2 separate regions of the Homo sapiens genome follow, and region 1 is linked to region 2. Evidence: read pairs that join two places in POLR2A ChIA-PET (ENCODE). Cell type or tissue: Caco-2. All regions are shown on one strand. Each heading gives the region's core, and the rest is flanking DNA. Links, peaks and the distances in the headings are about the cores only.

Region 1 (2,893 bases), core at 183-2,682, 450 kb after region 2:
CTGCGCCACCACGCCTGGCTAATTTTGTATTTTTAGTAGAGACGGGGTTTCTCCACGTTGGTCAGGCTGGTCTCGAACTCCCGACCTCAGGTGATCCGCCTGCCTCAGCCTCCCAAATGCTGGTATTACAAGCGCGCCCGGCCTGGAAACATCACTTTGAACACTTGCAGACCGTCCTTCCTCCTCCTGGTCATCTTCCAGATGCAGGAGCTGGTAGCTGAGGGTGTCATCTGTGGGGCCACAGTCCTCTGTGGCCGGGCAGTGCTGCCCCTGGCGTTGGCCCCTCATTCTGCTGGTCCAGCAGTTCCTTCCTGGGGACGTGCAGGGGGAACACAGGCCCTGGCATCGGACACGCAGTCAGCGCACACAGACCCGTCCATCCAGCGCCAATGCCACATTCCACACATGCCAACAGCACCTCCCTCCTGTCCCTGCCATCGTCCCCAACCCCGCACACCAGCCGCCCCTTTGAAGTCCTCAAGCCTTCCTATCACAACAGCAGAGCCTGACAAACAAGAAGAAAAGCCAGGGCCAGGCACTGTGGCTCACGCCTGTAATCCACCAACCTGGGATGTCGAGGTGAGAGAATCACTTGAGCTCAGGAGTTCAAGACCAGCCTGGGCAACGTGGCGAGACCCCATCCGGAAATTTTTTTTTTTTTTTTTTGAGATGGATTCTCCCTCTGTCGCCCAGGGGCACGATCTCACCTCACTGCAACCTCTGCTTCCCGGGTTCAAGTGATTGTCCTGCCTCAGCCTCCGGAGTAGCTGGGATTACATGTGCGCCACCACACCTGGCTAATTTTTGTATTTTTAGTAGAGACAGGGATAGTCTCAAACTCCTGACCTCTAGTGATCTGTCCGCCTCAGCTTCCCAAATTGCTGGGATTACAAGAGTGAGCCACCGTGCCTGGCTGCTAAAGTTTTTTTTTTTTTTTTTTAATTAGCTGGGCGTGCTGGCGTATGCCTGTGGTCCCAGCTACTCAGGAGGCTGAGGCAGGAGGATCACTTGAGCCCAGGAGGTCGAGGCTGCAGTGGGATGTGATCTTGCCACTGCACTCCAGCCTGGGTGACACAGCGAGACCCTGTCTCTACAAAAATAAATAAATAAACAATGGGCCGGGCGCAGTGGCTCACGCCTGTAATCCCAGCACTTTGGGAGGCCGAGGTGGGTGGATCACAAGGTCAGGAGTTCGAGACCAGCCTGGCTAACATGGCGAAACCCCGTCTCTACTAAAAATGCAAAAATTAGCCAGACGTGGTGGCTCATGCCTGTAATCCCAGCTACTTGGGAGGCTGAGGCAGGAGAATCGCTTCCACCTGGGAGGCGGAGGTTGTGGTGAGCCGAAGTTGCGACACTGCACTCCAGCCTGGGCGACAAGAGGGAAACTCTGTCTCAAAAAAAAAAAAAAAAAAAATTTAGCCGGGCGTAGTGGCATATGCCTGTAGTCCCAGCTACTTAGGAGATTGAGGCAGGAGGCTCATTTGTGCCATTGGGGTCAGGGCCGCAGCAAACTATGATTACGTCACTGCGCTCCAGCCTGGGCAACAGAGCGAAATTCCAGGAAGGAAGGAAGGAAGGAAGGAAGGCCACAGTGATCCTTTCCCTGCCACCCCGAGCTTCTGGGTCGAGCCAACAGGGTTAAAATTCCCGGGCATCTTCCTAGAGGAAAATTCTAGAATCCGTTGGGCCACTGCAGGCCCCATCGCCTTCTATCCATCACCCCTGGATTTCTGGGCAGCTTCCTTTTTTTTGCTTGTGATAAAATAGGTCCTAACAATAAAAACAAACATACCCAGGTGCCCATGTTTATCTCCACGGCGCAGCCTCCGGGTTCTGGAATTTTCTTGGTCACTTCCAGATATTGTAGAGAATTCCGGAAGAGCACCGCAGACAGCCCAGGCGCGGCCCGGCCGAGGCTTAAACACGTTTTCTTAAATCACCAGATTCCGCCACCAACCTGCAAAGTTCATGGTTTTTTTCTCTCTGCGAAACTCTTGCCTTTGAAACCTCCTGCAGGGGTTCCTGTACCCCCAGAGATTGAACAATTCAAAACCTTCAGGACCCCTGTCCGGAGGCCCCCAAATCCCCTTTGGTGAGGGCTGCGGCCGGCGAGGAAAGGGCGCTTGACCCTGTCACGAAAGCAAATTCGGTCGGGTCCTCCAGAACCACCTTCTCATTTTCTCCTGTTTACCTCACAGCCAAGAATGAGATAATAAAACAGAGAAAGAAATAGAGACGGGAGGGTTGGGGGCAGTTTCCACGGTTTCTTCAAGCACAGTTCCTGCAGGGTTGTCTGGTTTGCACAGAGAGGCTGTTGGCTCCTGGACGTGGGTCCTTGGGGGACCTTCGATTTCTCGCCGGGTCCAGGGTGGCCCCGGCGGGAGGAGGACCTCGCCCACATTCCTGGGATTCCTTCTCTCCTTCCCACATTGTTTGTTTGTTGACTTTAAATTGGACTCTGCCAGGAATTCCTTTTCCTCTTGGGTTTAGTGGTGAGCAGGAGGGACTTAGCATATCACAGAGCCCCCGGCAGCCAAGCTACCGGGTGTCCTGGCCCCCTTCAGTTCCCTCCCTTGTCCTCCTCGAGGACCCCCCAACTCAGGCACCCACACCACGGGGGGCTGCGGGACCCCGAGCCTCACTCGTGCCACCGGCCACCCAGCGTCCCCTGCATCTTCCCCGGGGACTCACACACCGCCTCGAGGCCACTCCGCCCCTCCGGATGGATGTCCAAGCCTCCAGCCAGGGCCCCTTCCCTGCTTCATCTCCAGGGTTGACGGAGGTCGAAGGAGCACATGTCTGCTTGCAGGGCACGCCAGGTCCTGATGGACACTGACGTCTAGACCTAGACGGTGGCTCAGCCTGAACCCTGGACGGCCTGGAGCACAGC
Region 2 (2,893 bases), core at 178-2,677:
CAAACCTGGGGTTCCTCTGGAATTCCGCCCTGTCCCGGCCTGTGCACCCAGCATGGCCACCGCGGCTACCATCTCTTGCCTAGGAGGCCCCAGCCTCCCCCCGTTTAGTACAGGTACCTTTTCTTCACACAGCCAGAGGGAGTCTTTATTAAAAATCAGAAACCTGGCGGGGTGTGGGGGCTCACACCTGTAGTCCCAACAATTTAGGAGACTGAGACAGAAGGATCTCTTGAGCCCAGAAGTTCGAGACCAGCCCGGACAACATAGCAAGATTCCATCTCTACAAAAAAAAACAAAACAAAAATTAGCTGGGCATGATGGCGCGCACCTGTAGTCCCAACTACCTTCCGGGCTGAGGCTGGAAAATTGCTTGAATCCGGGAGGTGGAGGTTGCAGTGAGCCGTGATCACACCACTGCACTCCAGCCTGGGCGACAGTGCGAGACTCTGTCTCTCCAAAAAGCAAAACCGAAATACAAAAAACCCTGAAGCCTGCCCATGTCATGGTCCTGCTGGGAACAAGACGATTTCTCTGCTTCCTTCACAGGCATTGACTTGCAAACTTTTTTGCCTCAAAACCTTTGCCCATGCAATTCCCATTTGCCTGGCACCAGGTTCCCTGGGGCTGCCCTTGGAGTTCACAGCTATCGGAGTGGTGGCCCCACAGCACACAGGAACAGGCAAGGCGCAAGGCATAGGGCCTTGGAGGGACGTAGCAGAGGAGGGGACCCAGGCATGGGCTGGAAGCCAAGAGCAGAAGCGCCGAGACTGTGAAGCTGGGGAAGGAGTTGAAGGAAACCGGGGTGAATCTCTGGCTGCATGGACAGAGGCCTGGGTACAGGGCACCTGCAAGGGCAGAGGCGGGGAGGCTGAGCTGGGCCAGCCACGTGCCAGAGCGGTGTCAGCCTTTCTTTGGGACGAGAAAGAGGAGGCGCTGTGGGGTGTTAGGCGTGGGCTCAGAGGGGTTGGGGTGGCGCTCGGGCCAGGCTGGTGGCAGGTGTGTGGCCTGAGTATCTGCAGGATGAGGTTCGATGGTCTAAGAGGGAGAAGCGGGGGCAGCTTTGGGCTTTGGGTTTCTGCGGGTGTCGTTCTGATGTCACCCCACGAGGAGCAGGCCTCTGTGAGTGCACGTTTGGGCCCCGATGGGCTCTGCTCAGCTTTGTGCCGGGGTCTGTGATCGCTGTCACACAGGGGAGGGGGCAGGAGAGGCATGGCGAGTCCTCCACAGTGCCAGAGGGGACCTGCGTGGGGAAGCAGGCGGGGCGCCTGTGTCCAGAGACCCTGGGCTGTGCAGCTTAAAGGGGAATTGTGGCCGAGGGGCCCTGGCTGTGCCGCCCCAGAACCCCCACGGACCAAGCAACGTGAGAGGGGAGTCCGTGCCCCCCCGGACCCCACCCCCTCCTGCGCACGCGGCGCACCTCGGGCTGCAGAGTCGTGAATTCCAGGACACCCCCAGCTGCGTCCCTGGGACCTCAGGACCGGGCGAGGTGAATCGTGCCGATGGGCCGGGGGCGGGGCTCGGCCGCCGCGGCGGGTGCGGGGGGCGGCTCCGCGTGCGGAGTGGGCGCCCGGGAGCGCAGGCTCCGCCCCCCGCCCCGCCGGAAGGGAAGGGGAGGCGGTGGCCGGCGCGGAGCCAGCCAGACCCAGCGGCGAGCGCAGCGGGGGCGGCGGGCCGGGGACCGGGCAGCACCGGGCGCGCGGAGCGGGCGCGCCGCCAACGCGGTCACGTGCGCGGCCCCTCCTCTCGCGCCGGCCTCCCCCGCGCCGCGCTCTCCATTCATAAATTCTCCGCCTGCTCCGCGGCCACCGGGCGCCGGAGCCAGCCGCGAGCGCCACGCAGCCGCCCGCCGCCAGCCCGCCGCCCATGGGCCGCTCGTCCCGGCGCTGAGGTAGGCGCGGCGGGCTCGGGGCTGCGGGGGGCGGACGGGGGACAGGCCGGGGATCGCAGCCGGCTGTGGGCTAAGCGGCCGGAGGGAGGGCGCGGAGGAGTCCGGCGGGCGTGGGGACCGAGATCCGGGCCTTGCGCCCCCCACCCGGCTGCCTCCAGAGGGACCCCCGCTCAGGCCCCGCCCCAGCCTCAGTTTCTCCCTGTGAGGTCGGGCGAGGACGATGGCGTCTCGGCTCAGCCCTGGCGTCGGGTCCCTGCCTCCCCTGGCTCGCCATCCCCACCCTTGGCCGGCTCGGGGGCGCGGTGCTGCCCCGTGGGGAACCTCCGCCCTCGGCTCCCGCAGCCGCCTCCCCCAGGAGCCCCCCTCTTCCCCTCGGCCTCCTGCCATCTTCCCCGGCCTCCGGTCACCATCCTGCGCCTGTCCCCACCCCCTCCAGCCTGAACTCATTTCCCGACCTACATATGCGGCCCCTTCCCCCAGTACCAGGGCCCGGGCAGCCTGTGACCGGGAGCGCTGAGGACACCAGCCCCCGCCGGGACCCTGCCCGGCTTTGGGCCTCAGTTTCCCGCTGTCGCGTGTGGGCGGAAGTCCGGGAAGGGCAGGAGCGGCTGCCGCCTGTGCGCTCCTCTCGCTCCGGGAAAGGTCTCGCGCGTGCGGTGCTGACCTGGGGCCGCCGAGCACCCCGGCGCCAGCCCCGACCCCCTGCGATTCCCGGGCCTCCCCACCCGGCTGCGCCGCACAGCGTCCAGGCGGCTCCTTTCCCTGGTGCCGCGCCCCGCCTCAGTTTCCCCCGAGCGTAAGGCGGCCGGGGATGCTCCGGGCGCCCGGGCTGGGCACGGCGGGGAGGCGGCCGCGGCCATCTTGCGGCTTCGCGCCCGCCCCCCCGAGGCCGCCGCCCCCCCCCAGGCCGCCGCCCCCGCGCCCCCTCCCCGCCGCTCCCTGGCAACCCGCCCCCCCAGCCGCGGCCTGCTCCGCAGTCGCCATGGGAACCAGCTTCTCCGGGGC

What was found. Peaks named below come from ENCODE experiments on the same cell type or tissue, not always from the same donor. Only the 100,000 strongest peaks of a DNase experiment are listed, where the experiment ranks them.
Region 1: POLR2A ChIA-PET joins it to region 2 with 6 read pairs; 3 of 35 experiments call an interaction of 5 or more read pairs at or near these places.

What each region holds. Positions count from the first base shown.
Region 1 is chr19:782,233-785,125 of GRCh38, reverse strand. It overlaps LINC01836 (long intergenic non-protein coding RNA 1836), which reads right to left and starts at 2,330. Exons shown (of 2, transcript XR_001753829.3): 1 at 1,796-2,330; 2 at 1-311. It overlaps LOC101928450 (a long non-coding RNA gene), which reads left to right and starts at 2,518. Exons shown (of 2, transcript NR_187752.1): 1 at 2,518-2,893. RefSeq lists an enhancer at 2,204-2,777. In Caco-2, for the core only: no CTCF peak of the experiment used is centred there; DNase peaks (open chromatin) are centred at 1,525 and 2,395; H3K4me3 peaks cover 1,999 bases.
Region 2 is chr19:1,236,751-1,239,643 of GRCh38, reverse strand. It overlaps CBARP (CACN subunit beta associated regulatory protein), which reads left to right and starts at 1,639. Exons shown (of 10, transcript NM_001393918.1): 1 at 1,639-1,888. CBARP-DT (CBARP divergent transcript) reads right to left here and starts at 1,716. Exons shown (of 2, transcript NR_186324.1): 1 at 1,418-1,716; 2 at 124-280. RefSeq lists a silencer at 1,502-1,721. In Caco-2, for the core only: no CTCF peak of the experiment used is centred there; a DNase peak (open chromatin) is centred at 1,514; H3K4me3 peaks cover 1,611 bases.